Linked DNA regions of Homo sapiens: all the other regions are linked to region 1. A link is a contact called in ENCODE Hi-C data. All regions are on one chromosome and are shown on one strand. Each heading gives the region's core, a stretch centred on a gene start or an enhancer-like site at or near the end of the contact. The rest is flanking DNA. Distances are from core to core; before and after follow the strand shown.

Evidence for each region. A loop is a pair of places that touch in the nucleus more often than their neighbours do. Pooled maps may share reads with other maps.
Region 2: a pooled map shows a loop between it and region 1 (3-fold over the local background). The contact joins the promoter of PWP1 here to the promoter of ARL1 in region 1. A Hi-C loop is called at or near these places in 4 of 50 pooled maps.
Region 3: a pooled map shows a loop between it and region 1 (5-fold over the local background). The contact joins the promoter of SNRPF here to the promoter of ARL1 in region 1. A Hi-C loop is called at or near these places in 2 of 50 pooled maps.

Annotation. Positions count from the first base shown.
Region 1 is chr12:101,405,174-101,409,580 of GRCh38, forward strand. ARL1 (ARF like GTPase 1) reads right to left here and starts at 2,599. Exons shown (of 6, transcript NM_001177.6): 1 at 2,469-2,599; 2 at 671-808. The coding sequence starts at 2,472. RefSeq lists enhancers at 2,082-2,131, 2,212-2,261.
Region 2 is chr12:107,682,642-107,687,048 of GRCh38, forward strand. It overlaps PWP1 (PWP1 homolog, endonuclein), which reads left to right and starts at 3,158. Exons shown (of 15, transcript NM_007062.3): 1 at 3,158-3,330. The coding sequence starts at 3,259. RefSeq lists a silencer at 280-537 and enhancers at 2,967-3,226, 3,447-3,496.
Region 3 is chr12:95,856,819-95,861,225 of GRCh38, forward strand. SNRPF (small nuclear ribonucleoprotein polypeptide F) reads left to right here and starts at 2,134. Exons shown (of 4, transcript NM_003095.5): 1 at 2,134-2,258; 2 at 4,350-4,407. The coding sequence starts at 2,256. It overlaps SNRPF-DT (SNRPF divergent transcript), which reads right to left and starts at 2,021. Exons shown (of 3, transcript NR_135014.1): 1 at 1,936-2,021. RefSeq lists enhancers at 1,843-2,458, 1,857-1,916, 1,967-2,026, 2,147-2,376, 2,407-2,456.

The DNA of each region.
Region 1 (4,407 bases), core at 1,349-3,848:
TCTTGATATTTTTAAGGTACCAAATTACTTCAACACTCAGTCTCTGCAACTCAGATCTTTAAAAGTAATCAATATAATTACCTAAGATAAACTAATCTTAATTAAAATAGTAACAAATACAGGAAAAAAAGGCACTTCACATGTAACATCACTTAACATTTATATAATTCTTTACACAGATTTAAAAGGTACTTTTACCTACTTTGTTTATTTCCCCCTGAAAACCAGTGGGTATTTGTTATCTTATGTATTTTATTAGTAAAGATACTGGCTCTCAGTAAGATTTAGTAACTTAAACCTATAAACAGCCCAACCCGGCCGTAAACCAGAACAAGGGTCCTTAAATTACACTAAGCTGCCTCTTAGTTGATGGAAAAAGTGTTATCAATGTTATGTTCATACTAGCAGTTTACAAACTTTATCAAATACTTTATTATATGAATTAATTTATTCAGAAATAGGCCTGGCATAGTGGCTCATGCCTGTAATCCCAGCACTTTGGGAGGCCAAGGCAGGAGGATCACTTGAGGCCAAGAGTCTAAGACCAGCTTGGACAACATAGTGATGATACCTGATCTCTACTAAAACAAACAAAAAAGAAAGAAAGAAATAGTTATGTTGGATGGAGACCAGAAAGTCCCTACAATTAGCTCATCATACCAACACTTACTAGGTATAGTAGTAACAACTTCTCCCACTTGTAATCTGTACAAAATTGTGGTTTTTCCTGCTCCATCTAATCCCAAAATTAAAATTCTCATTTCCCGAGTTCCAAACAGACTGGAAAATATACTTGAGAAAAAGCCACCTAAAAAATAATAAAAGAAAAAACATACACAATGTCATTTTGTGAACTAGGTATACAAAACATCTAACCTTGTCCTTTGAGAGCTAAATACCAAATTAAATATTATAATTTCCTGGATGCGTAGGTGCATATTTTTCCTCCCAATGAAATATATTATTCAATATCAAACAAGTAATTAGTTATGTTACTATGTCCTTAGTTATGTTACTATTGTGTCATGCAGGCACAGAAGATAAACCAAATAATAAGAGAAATATGGCCGCGGCCTTTGGGAATCTCATTTTCTAATCAGCAGAATAGGAATATTTTAGCATGATCCCCTCACTACCCCTAAAAACCAAGGGGCCAGTAAGGAGGATAGTGGGACAATGTAATCCTCGCACAGGAAAAGTACTGTACAGCAGCAGTACCACTATAACCAACTTCAATCAGAGTTCTCCACGAAGCAATATAGCTAGTACAAGAAATTGAGAAAAAAGCTGAAAACAATAACTATTTTTGACAAAAAACCCACTTTTAAAAATAATAAAGCTCTATCCAATGCATCACAAAATATTCCCAGAAAGCTTCCTGTACACCAAGTATTGTGTAGGATAAAAAGCACAGTCCTTTTCCCATCCAGAGCCATTAGAGAAGATTAAAAACAAGTTACATTAATACAAAAAAAAATAGTTAACATCAGAAGTGATGCCACACTGTTATTTGGCAAAGACATGGCATAACTAAGAGCTGCGAGTTGAAAAATGAACAACACCATGGGCTAGAGAACCTTGGGAAAGTTCAACAGAATAGGTGTGACTTGACAAAGTCCTTTCTACCATTTACAGGTAGAAGAGAGGCGGAACAAAACTGAAGGCGGTTATGGAAGACAGGACAGCGCCTGTGATGCTTGGGAGCAAGAAGTATGCTCCCCAGAAAACTGTGGAGGGATTTAACCAAGCCAAAGAATCTGCACCTTCATTTGGAGGGTGAGAAACGAGTTAAAGAATGTGCACCCTCACTTGGGTTCTAGCGGGGCGAGGGTGTTACCTGATGCTTGTGAGAATGCAGTTCCCTCAATCAGCGGGCCAAGAACCAAGAATAAAGTTTCATTTGCCGACTAGAAATACCCGTATTATTACATGAAACGCTACAGCAGATTAGCAGACAAATGCCAAACTGGCCATAAAACAACATAAGCAACACCTGCTCTCAGGTTTTTCAAACTGACGCCGTCCCAGCGCCCCTGGTAAAGAGAATGATTAAGCTTCCACTCTGGGGCCGCAGCTCATCTTTCACCAAGAAACCTCGGCGAACCTGCGACTGACGCGTTGCCAGCCTCCGCAAGAACAACTCTGCCCAGCAAGTGGAGCTGGGGATGAGGGAAAACTTCATGATAAGGGTAAAGAACTCGAACCCAGGCTCTGCGGACGTCCCCAAGCTGTCCGGGTCCCTGGACCCCGCAGGAATCAAGGGGAACCGAGAGAGGACGGAGGAGAACGCGAGAGGCCGGATCCACCCCTACAGATGAAGATCCAAAGTGAGTCAAGTCCTCCGCGACCCGCCCCCTGAGGAGCTGGCTACTCTAGGGTATCCTGGCCGGCCCCTCTCCTCCTCTGCACCCCAGCCCTCGGCCGCGGCTCCCTCGAGCGCGCCCAGGTGCCCTTCTCGAACCCCTCACCCATGATGAACCCCCTGTCCTCCCTCGCCGATCTTCAGTGATTCCTTGGCCTTCGGCTGCAGCTCCGAGGCGGTTTCCTCGCAAGCCCAGTCAGCCAGCAACTTCCACGTCGGACTCCAGGCGGGGGCGGGAGCGAGGGTCAGCTGCGACTGCGCGCCGGGAACGGTGGCCTGAGCATCCGCGTCGTCGCTTTCGACTCACGGTCCCCGCTCACTGGATGTAGATACCGTGGAGGCCAGAAGAGACGAATAATTCAAAAACCTGAAGTCTCTCCTGCTTGTGTTTTTCTGGACAGAAAGAGCTTCTGAAATAGAGAAATTGGAATTTTTGTTTTAAATTCTGACACCAAAAAGTGGCGAATCTGACAACTGAAAATGCGAGTCGGGCCTCGATGAGTCGTCCCGGTCGAACGCTGGCGCAGGCTGCGGCGTTGCAGAGGACGCGTGTCCCGGAGCGCCCTGCGGGGCCAGCCCAACTCTCCCTAGGTGCTTTCTCCCAGAAAGAAACAAGACTACGTAATAATAATAGGAATGGTACCGCGCTGCCAATGCGGAGCAGCCTTGCACCTGAGGCCAGTAACCAGAGGTTTTTGTCTTCGCTGTGGCCTGCAGGACGAGGACCTCGCCGGCTTTTTTTCTCGCTGACCGAGCAGCTGAGACCGCCTTTCAGGGGTCGGCAGTGTGGACTGGCTGGTCCCGATCGTGGGGACCAGGGACTTATTCCCTCGAGGGTCGACTGTTGGAAGTAATGTAGGTTTTGATAGTGAAGTGTGTGGAGAGGAAGAAGGAAGCACACCTATAGGATGTGGAGAAGGGATTTCCCCTAGAGAAATTTTTAAAGGTTGAGCATGTATGTTTTGAAACTTCCCAAAGATCCATTGAAAAGTGAACCTTCCGGCCGGGCGCGGTGGCTCACGCCTGTAATCCCAGCACTTTGGGAGGCCGAGGCGGGCGGATCACGAGGTCAGGAGATCGAGACCATCGTGGCTAACACGGTGAAACCCCGTCTCTACTAAAAATACAGAAAATTCACCAGGCGTGGTGGCGGGCGCCTGTAGTCCCAGCTACTCAGGAGGCTGAGGCAGGAGAATCACTTGAACTCAGGAGGCAGAAGTTGCAGTGAGTCGAGATCGTGCCACTGCACTCCAGCCTGGGCGACAGAGCGACACTCCGTCTCAAAAAAAAAAAGAGAAAAGTAAACCTTCCATCCCTAATACCCTGTATCTCGGTGATCCCCAGTAGTCACTACTGTTAATACTCTCTTAGGTTTTCTTCCAAATCTTATTAATACCTTTGCATATTATGTTTTTATTTATGGTAGAGATTTTCATCCATTCAACAGAAGCTTATGGACTGCCTTTTTAGTTTATTTTAAAAGAATTTTTCTAGCTTTAAATAAAAATTGTATATATTTACAGTGTACCATGTGATGTTTTCATAGTTGTATATGTTGTGAAATGATAACATACCCATCACCTCACATAGTCGTGTGTGCTTGTGTGTATATGTTTATTTTGTGCTAAGAATATTTAAGGTCGGCCAGGTGTCGTGGCTCAGGCCTGTAATCCCAGCTCTTTGGGAGGCCGAGGCGGGCAGATCCCTTGAGCCCAGGAGTTGGAGTCCAGCCTAGGCAACATAGTGAGACCCCATCTCTACAAAAAAATAAAAAAATTAGCCAGGCACAGTGGCACTTGTAGTCCCAGCTACTTGAGAGGCTGAGATGGGAGGATCACTTGAGCCTGGGAGGCAGAGGTTGCAGTGAGCCAAGATCCCGCCATTATTCTGCTCTCATTCTATGAGTTCCACTTTTTTTGACTCTACATATAAGTGGGATCATGAAGTATTTGTGTTTCTGTGCCTAGCTTATTTCCCTTAGCATAAATTCACCCATGTTGTCACAAATGACAGGATTTTCTTCTTTTTAAAGGCTGCATAGTATT
Region 2 (4,407 bases), core at 1,908-4,407, 6.3 Mb after region 1:
TCCTGCCTGCTCCCGCCACTCCCACCAAGAGCACAGGGAGCCCCAGATCCACAGCTGCAGTTTGGGTGGCTGCTGCCTGCTCTGTAAAGCAGGAGGCCTGGGTCTGCAGCTGCAGTTTGGGTGACTGCAGCAGTACCCCGGGAGCTCCTGCCCCAACTCAGAAGGGGCAGGGCTCCCACTGGCTCCATGGAGCATGCAGCCCCAGCTGTGCCTCCTTGCTGTAGCTGGCATGATGGCAGCAGCTGCTGCCATCACTGGGACCACAGGTGCATACCACCATGCCCAGCTAATTTTTTTATTTGTAGAGACAAGATTTTGCTGTTTTCCAGGTCGGCCTCAAACTCCTGGGCTCAAGTGATCCTCCTGCCTTGGCCTCCCAAAGTGCTGGCCTCTCAAAGGAGGGCAAAGTGGATTTAGGCCGAGCCACGGAGCCCACCCTAAATCTGTCTCTTTTTAAAAATGGCAAATTTTGTGTTATGTATATTTTACTATAATAAAAATTATGGAAGGATTTTTTCTTTTAAAGTTAGTGGTTAGAAACAATCTTTTACTAAGCTCACAAATTCTGGGGGTCAGAAATTTGGGCAGGGCACAGTGGGGATGTCTTGTCTCTGTTCCATGATGGCTGGGTCTCAGCTGAGCAAGCTCAAACGCTGGGAGTGAATCAATGTCTGGGAGCTGGATTCACCTAAAGGCACTTTCATTTACAGGTCTGGGTTAACTCAAAAACTACAACTGTCTACTGGAGTACCACATGTGGTCTCTCCATGTGGTTTGGTTTCCTAACAGCATAGTGGACTCAGGGTAGCTGATATGGTTTGGGATCTGTGTCCTTACCCAAATCTCACCTTGAATTGTCATAATCCCCATGTGTTATAGGAGGGACCCAGTGAGAGGTAATTGAATCATACGGGCGGCGTTTTCCTGTGCTTTTCTCATGATAATAAGTCTCATGAGATCTGATGGTTTTATTAATTAATTAATTTATTTTTATTTATTTTTATTTTTTGAGACAGAGTCTTGATCTGTTGCCCGGGCTGGAGTGCAGCAGTGCGATTTCGGCTTACTGCAACCTCCGCCTCCTGGGTTCAGGTGATTCTCCTGCCTCAGCCTCCCAAGTAGCTGAGACTACAGGTATGCACCACCATGCCCGGCTAAGTTTTATATTTTTAGTAGAGACGGGGTTTCACTACGTTGGCCAGGCTTGTCTAGAACTCCTGACCTTGTAATCCAACTGCCTCGGCCTCCCAAAGTGCTGGGATTACAGGCATGAGCCACTGCACCCAGCTGAGATCTGATAGTTTTATAAAGGGGAGTTCCCCTGCACATGCTCTCTTCTTGCCTGCTGCCATGTAAGACATGCCTTTCTTCTCTTTTGCCTTCTGCAGTGATTGTGAGGCTTCCCCAGCCAACTGAAACTGTGAGTCCATTAAACCTCTTTTTCTTTATAAATTATCATGTCTTGGGTATGTCTTTATTAGCAGTGTGAGAACAGACTACCACAGTAGCCAAACTTTATATGGTGGCTCAGGGCTCCAAACATTAGTGTTCTACTGGTGGGCAGTGGGGGAGTGGGTGGGGGGTGTGGAAGTGGAGAAGTGGGTGTGGTGGTGGGGAAGCAAAACCTGCATCCTATTTATGACTTAACCTTGGAAACATCATTTCTGTCATACTTTATTGGCCAAAGCAGACCTACAACTACCCAGATTCAAGTTGGTGGGGGCGGGGGGGGGTGCTTTGATGGAGGAATATCAAGATCACGTTGCAGACAAACATGTGTGAAGGACTCTATTGTTGCAGCCATCCTTGAAAAATATTATCTGCCATATGGTCTTTCTAAAATGGGTTAAAAGCAAAGAAACCACAGAAGAATCATCTTACAGAAACAGAGCAGGGGGAGAAGTCTTAATGGACAAATAATCTGCCTACACAAACAATGAGCAATTTACTTCTGGGAGGATCTCTCCTCAGGCAGGGAGATTGCCAAGCGCATTAGGCTGAGTAGAGTTGGTGACAGAACTCATAGTTGTATCAGCTCCTCTGTGTGTGATCTGAGTAGGAAAGTATTTGACTACTGGGGACTCTAGCTTCATCTTTAAAACAAAGTGTTGTGAGAACCAAGTAAAATACTGTATAGAAAGATAAATGTGTTGCAAAAAGGTCCCCGAATAGAGCCCACAGGTGGACACCCCCCGTTTGACAATGCCACTGGGAAAGACCATGTGTACTGCCAGTTTATCCTTGCCACTGTTTCCCCATAGCAGCCACCTTCCTGTTTCTTTTGCTTGCCTCTCTCAGAGGTAGATGCATTGAGGGTAAATGACCAGGACAGGGCCACACAGCCAAGAGATCAAAACCCAGATTTTTCTGGGATGCTAGTTTGAGATTTTCCATTCTACAAACGTCCAGCCACTCACGAGTTCTAACAGATGACTGATCTTAGCTGAGAAGCATGACATAGATACAAGGGAGTCACACTGCCCGGGTTCATATCCCAGCTGCACCGCTTACTAGCAGTGTGACCTTTGGAAGGATCGCTGTTTTCCCAGGTGTAAAACGGAAATAAGACCTCCCACAAAGGGGTAAGTAATCACGTGATACGGCACTCAAAACAGCGCCTTCAACATAAGTAAGCCCTTTGTGTTTGCCAAGACTAAATCACTACTGCATAGTTAGTATATAATTGGTGCTAAATGTTTTTTTCTCACTTTTTTTTTTGGTGCTAAATGTTTTAAGGTGAGAAAGTAACATTTAGGGATGTAATGAGATGTAATGGTGGGATCTCCGTGAAACGACAAATTCATTTTGGAGAAAGCTTTTTAAAAAACGCAAACCACAAACCTCTGCCATTTGTCAGCTTGAAGTCTACGGAACTGCAAGCAAAATAAAGATTGGTGAAACTTTGCTTCTGACTGACCCCTACAGTCCCAAATATTTTCTTGGCCTTTACAAAGCCCGCAGGCATCGTCACATGCAGTCCTGAAAAGCCTTTTCTCTATACTTCACACAGCCCAGACCAGCCCACGTGGATTCCTCGCCCGGCTGCTTCCGCTTCCATTTTGTCCCCTCCTATTTCTCATTCGGCGCCTCAGAATGACGTCTGAAATGAGCGCCGACGCTGCCCAAACAGGAGCCTGCGCATGCGCTCTGCCCTGGCAGCGGCCCTGTGCAGATCCCTGAGCGTGTGGCAGCAGTGCGGTCGTGGTCCCTCCCTATGCAGCCTGGTTTCTAGCGTGACACGCCCTTGACTTGAGGACCATGAACCGCAGCCGCCAGGTGACGTGCGTGGCCTGGGTCCGCTGCGGCGTGGCCAAAGAGACACCAGACAAGGTGAGGCCTGGTCGCTGGGAGACAAGGGGAGCAGCGTCTTTACGGCACTGGGGGTCCGCCCAGCTGGGGGAACGTGGACCCGGAACTCGGGGCGTTGGCTGGTGCGACTGGCTGGGGTGAGGGCGGCTTTGCCCGGATTGTCGCGACTAGAGCTGCAGTTCAGAAGGTCTGGTTCGCCTGAGCCTGGAGAGTCAAGGGCCGCGCCTTCTCACTGTTCCCACCCTCAAGCCCAACCCCACTCCCAAATTCGCACGCACATGGACTTAGCGGGCCGGAAAGGGGTGGGCTGCTGTTTTTGGTGGGTAATACCCCAAAAGGCTTTTTGACAACACCACTAGCTTCACTAGCACCCAAGTGCATTTTCAAGCATAACTGGGAAGAGAGCATGAAAACTCCACTTTCCACTCTTGTGCTCCGTGTCTGAAGGAGTGAGGATGAATGTGGTGTAGAAAAACTGGTGTGGAGGCTAAGATGTCGTGAGGCTGGGAGATGAATAGGGAATTTCTTGCAGTAATCCAAGTGAGATGTTGATGGTAGCAGGGAGGATGAGAGGTAAATGTCTAACACATGAAAAACCTACAAGAGTTGGAGACTGAGACTGTAGCAGAGGTGACGATTACTTAAGTAATTTCCTCATTGGATACTAAGTGCTTTCTGTAGGCCAGGCATTGTTCAGGGTCCTGGGATAGGCATGAACAAAATAGAAAAAGTCCCGCCGGGCGCGGTGGCTCACGCCTGTAATCCCAGCACTTTGGGAGGCCAAGGCGGGCGGATCACGAGGTCAGGAGATCGAGAGCATCCTGGCTAACACGGTGAAACCCCGTCTCTACTAAAAATACAAAAAATTAGCCGGGTGTGGTGGTGGATGCCTGTAGTCCCAGCTACTCGGGAGGCTGAGGCAGGAGAATGGCGTGAACCCGGGAGGCGGAGCTTGCAGTGAGCCGAGATCGCACAGCTGCACTCCAGCCTGGGCGGGCAACAGAGTGAGACTCCGTCTCAAAAAAAAAAAAAAAAAAAAAAAAAAAAAAATAGAAAAAGACCCTGCCTTTATGGAGTCGACATGTGCACATATAGTAT
Region 3 (4,407 bases), core at 884-3,383, 5.5 Mb before region 1:
GTTTGAGACCAGCCTGGACAACACAGCGAGACCCTATCTCTACAAAAAAAATTAAAAAATTAGCTGGGTGTGGTGGCACATGCCTGTGGTCCCAGCTACTCGGGAGGCTGAAGTGGGAGGATCTCTTGAGCCCAAGAGGTCAAGGCTGCAGTAAGCCAAGATCTCACCTCTACAATCCAGCCTGGGTGACAGAATGAGACCCTGTCTCAAATTAAAAAAAAAATTTAACATGAAAAGAAAAACCAACCTTAAATACACTATCTTTACAGAATGTGTTTACTGTAGTATTTCGTTTCACTTCACTGAGAAAACAGCTAAAGAGTCAGGCTTCTAAAACACATATTGAGTCTTTGAAAGGTAGCTTCATGAAGTAGAAAAAGCAGAGTTTTGAAACCCAGGTATGTGGTCCTGAGCAAGCTATGAGGCAGAAGAATAGCGGCTGGAAGCAGGGAACCTAGGGCCCATCCATGCTGACTGGGTATCAGAGGCTACTCCCATTTCAACCCCTCCTTTTTCTGCGTGGCAGTTGAAAAATGAAAGTACCTCTTATTGGTCCCCTCCCGCAACCAATCAGACTGGTTGTGGGCCAATGGGCAACCTCTAGAGGGTATTTAAAGCCCAGAAAATTCTATAACCAATGCTCTTGAGCCGCTTGCACCAGGCGGTGCCCACCCTGTAGAGTGTACTTTCATTTAAAATAAATCTCTGCTTTCGCTGCCCTGCTTTGTTTGTGCGTTTTGTCCAATTCTTTGTTGAAAACGCCAAGAACTCGGACAGCTACCCTCAACTGGTAACAGTTACCTGCTGGGCCTACTTCCTCATCTCTTAAACGGGGCTGTCACCCCGAATCAGACAGTAAGGTAAGATTTCCACGATTGTTGAAAAAGCCTGACACATAGTAGGAACTCAAAGTCTATACAAAGACTTAAAGTTCATAAAACAATAGACAAACGGAGAAATCCACTGAAGTTTAGGGTGAATAAATCTAATAACTGTTTGGTAAAAACTACACTGACAATCATTGTCTGGTCAGTGTTCAACATTTACGTGAAACACTGAGCTTTTACAAGGCCAAGCCCCGTTTTACGTTAAATTCTCGCAACCACCCTGAGGATGGTTCCGTTTTTAAAGCCGCGTTCCTGCCGAGGAAACAATGGCCCTCGGGGTTAAGACACTGCCCAACACCGGCCGCGCCTGATAGACGCAGGTTCCGAATGCAGGCCCCCTCCAAAGTCTTGCCCACTGCTCCACAATGCCTCAACACCCAACATTTCATCCTCAACTCCAAATCCATCTCTTCAGGGCCGCAAAAAAGCGTTACTTCCCAAAGGGCGTGTTCTCCAAGAACTGCATTTAGCATTTCAGATCAGAGTGACCCGAACTCAATAGGATTACGACAAAAACTAGTGAGATTCAGATAACACCGTTACATCGAAAGTTTTAATCCGTGACAGAGGAAATATTGCTTACGCCCTTAGGTAATTTCAAATGCACGTATGAAGGCCGTGCGGGTTTCTGCAGGCGAAGCAAAAGAAAGGTGGGGCCGGCAGGGTCGTGGGGCGGGGGTGGGGCATGACACCGTATCCCAGACGCAACTCGACCTCGTTTGCAAGAAATTCTGTATCCAACTCTCTTCAGTGCGTTTCGCCGCCCCTAGTCTAGTCTGGCTAGCCCCCAATTCCTTTAAAAGGGGTTAAAACGGGTGTTGCAGAAGAGAGAACACTCAGGTAGAAAGGGCCTGCGGCAGAGGCGCCCCCAAATCATGGAACCTGTTGGAAGAGTGAGGAAGGAACTCTGGGACCCCGAACATTCTCACGGGTGTAAAAAGACAAAGTAAATCCCCATTAGCCAAGTTGGGGAGAAGTCACATCCGTTACACAGCCTCTCCCAGACCGCCCTCTAGGAAGGACACCACATTTAAAAACACCGGCCTGCCTCCAGTCCTTGGCTGCCTCACAGCGATGCTCAGAGCCGGTTTCCCAAGGTCCGCGCGCCGCCTGCAAGGCGCAAACCCAAGCCGCTGCTGGTTGCTAGGAGATACTGGGCCAGCCATCTCCTCCAATCAGCACGCACCTCTTTGCGTCCAATCACAGAGGCAGGAAGGGCCGTGGTGGGAGGTGAAAGGTCATAGTCCTGTTTGGCGGCCATTTCTCTTGAAACTGCGGCTCGGGACCTGCGGTACCTGCTGTAGTCACGAGGGACGGGCGGCGGCCTGGTCGGCAGAGAGTAGCCTGCAACATTCGGCCGTGGTTACGATGGTAAGGAGAAAGAGAACGGCGGGAGAAGCGGGGAGAAAGAGAAGGAGGGAGACCAGCCTCGCGGGGCCTGCTGGTTCCTTCGCGCGTTTCCCATTCATCCGCGTGAGGCGCCGCGCACCCTGTCGCCAGCTCCTTTCACTCTGCTTTTAGGTTTCTGAGGCGCGTGCTCCTCCCGATGCCTTTCTTTTCCTAGGAGTGCCCGTGCCTTCTTCTCTTTGTTTGAATCCGGGCCTGGGGTATTCTTAGTTGGGGCTATAGGGTCGGGGTAAAAGTCAAAGAGAATTTGCACTTCCCACTTAACCACACTCCAGAATTCACTTTCATTCCGTGAAAGTAATGATACGGCCATGCTCTAGATTAACTCACTTGGGTGGGGAAGACAGACATTAGTCAAAAAATAACAAGTATGTAATTGCAAATAATAAGTGCTAAGAACAATGCAGACAGGAGGCTGTGAGGGTGCGCGTTAGACATTAGAGGCTTAGTCAGAGATGGCCTCCCTAGGAGGTGGAATTTAACTCGAAGCCTAAGTGTCATGAAATACGACCCTTTAAAGAGCAGGAGGAGGAGTGTACCGAGCACAGGGAATAGGAGCATAAGACCTGCGGCCGGAAAGAAAGCTTGGTCATTTGGAGAAATTGACAGAAAGGTATAGCCACTTGCGCGAATAGTGGTTAAGAGATGGTATCGGAGGAGCAGGCGTTGGGCAGGACCTCTTAGGCTGTATTGGGAGGTTTTGATTGTACTCCAAATCAATTTAAAATGATTCGGTTGGAAGCCATTGGATCATTTTAAGCAGAAATATGACAATCTGATGTGCACTTTAAAAAATCATAGTTACTGTGGTGGATAACAAATTGGAGAATGAAAACTGGAGACCCATTAGGTTATTGGAGTAATCGCCATATCAAGATCACTCCGAATATGCTCATGTTAGAGGGGGTTAGTAGCCAAGTTTCTTAGTTCTCTTCTTTGTTTGACTGGTGAGTGAGCAGAAGAGGGCAAAAACCGAAATCACTGGAGATGTTAATGGTTTGCTGAATAAATAGACATTAAGTAATTGCTGTAAGTAAGAGGCGGTGCTACTGACAAAGTCAGATAGGACCTAGCCCTAGCTTCCCCAGTTAAATACTGTCAAGCGTGATCTGCCCTCTGCTTCCTTCTGTAGTTTTATATTTGGGGCTTTGACTGACAATGCTGAATTGTATGTCCCCAAAACCACCTTGTTGCATCACTCTTCCCTCCTTTTACATAAGTAGCTAGCCTTGCCTGGAACAGCATTTTTTCCCGCTCTGGAAATAAACTCTTATCCTTTAAAACTGAGGTATTACTTATTTCAGGCAACCTTTCCTTTTTCCCCTGGATTGCTTTGGTACCCTTGTGCCTAGTATATCTCCTTTTACTACAGTGCAGCATGCAATATAATTATTTGTATGTGAGGAGTTCCCCTCCCCATCTCCAACTTCTTGACAGGGACTCATTTATTTATTTATTTATAAGAGACAAGGTCTTGCTCTGTTGCCCAGGCTGGAGTGCAGTGGCCTAATCATAGCTCACTGCAGCCTCGAGCTCCTGGGTTCAAGCAGTCCTCCCACCTCATCCTCCCTAGTAGCTGGGACTACAGGTGTGCACCACCACACCTGACTATTTTTGGTAGAGATGGGGGTCTCACTATGTTGCCTGGGCTGGTCTTGAACTCGTGACCTCAAGTGATCCCCCGGCCTTGGCCTTCCAGATTACTGGAATTACAGATACGAGCCACCCTACCTGGCCCGCTTTTTTTTTTTTTTTTTTTTAGTGCCTTTATCTTTGTTTCTTTAGAGCTCAGAACAGTGAGTGATGTAGGTAGTCAGTGTATCTTAAGTGAATAGTCAGTGTTTTGTTTTGATGGGTTAAAGGTGAAATTGGCTAACTGGATATTTAAATTTCCCTGGTACTCTCAACAAATAAAAGTGAAAATTATGTACTAAAATAATAAGGAGTCAAAAGTTTTCTTCATTTGCATACCACAAAATATTGGTGATTCGGTAGAAGAGAGTTGGTGGTGGGAGGAAAAATAATTAATTAGATCCTTTTTTGTTCTTTGTGCAGAGTTTACCCCTCAATCCCAAACCTTTCCTCAATGGACTAACAGGAAAGCCAGTGATGG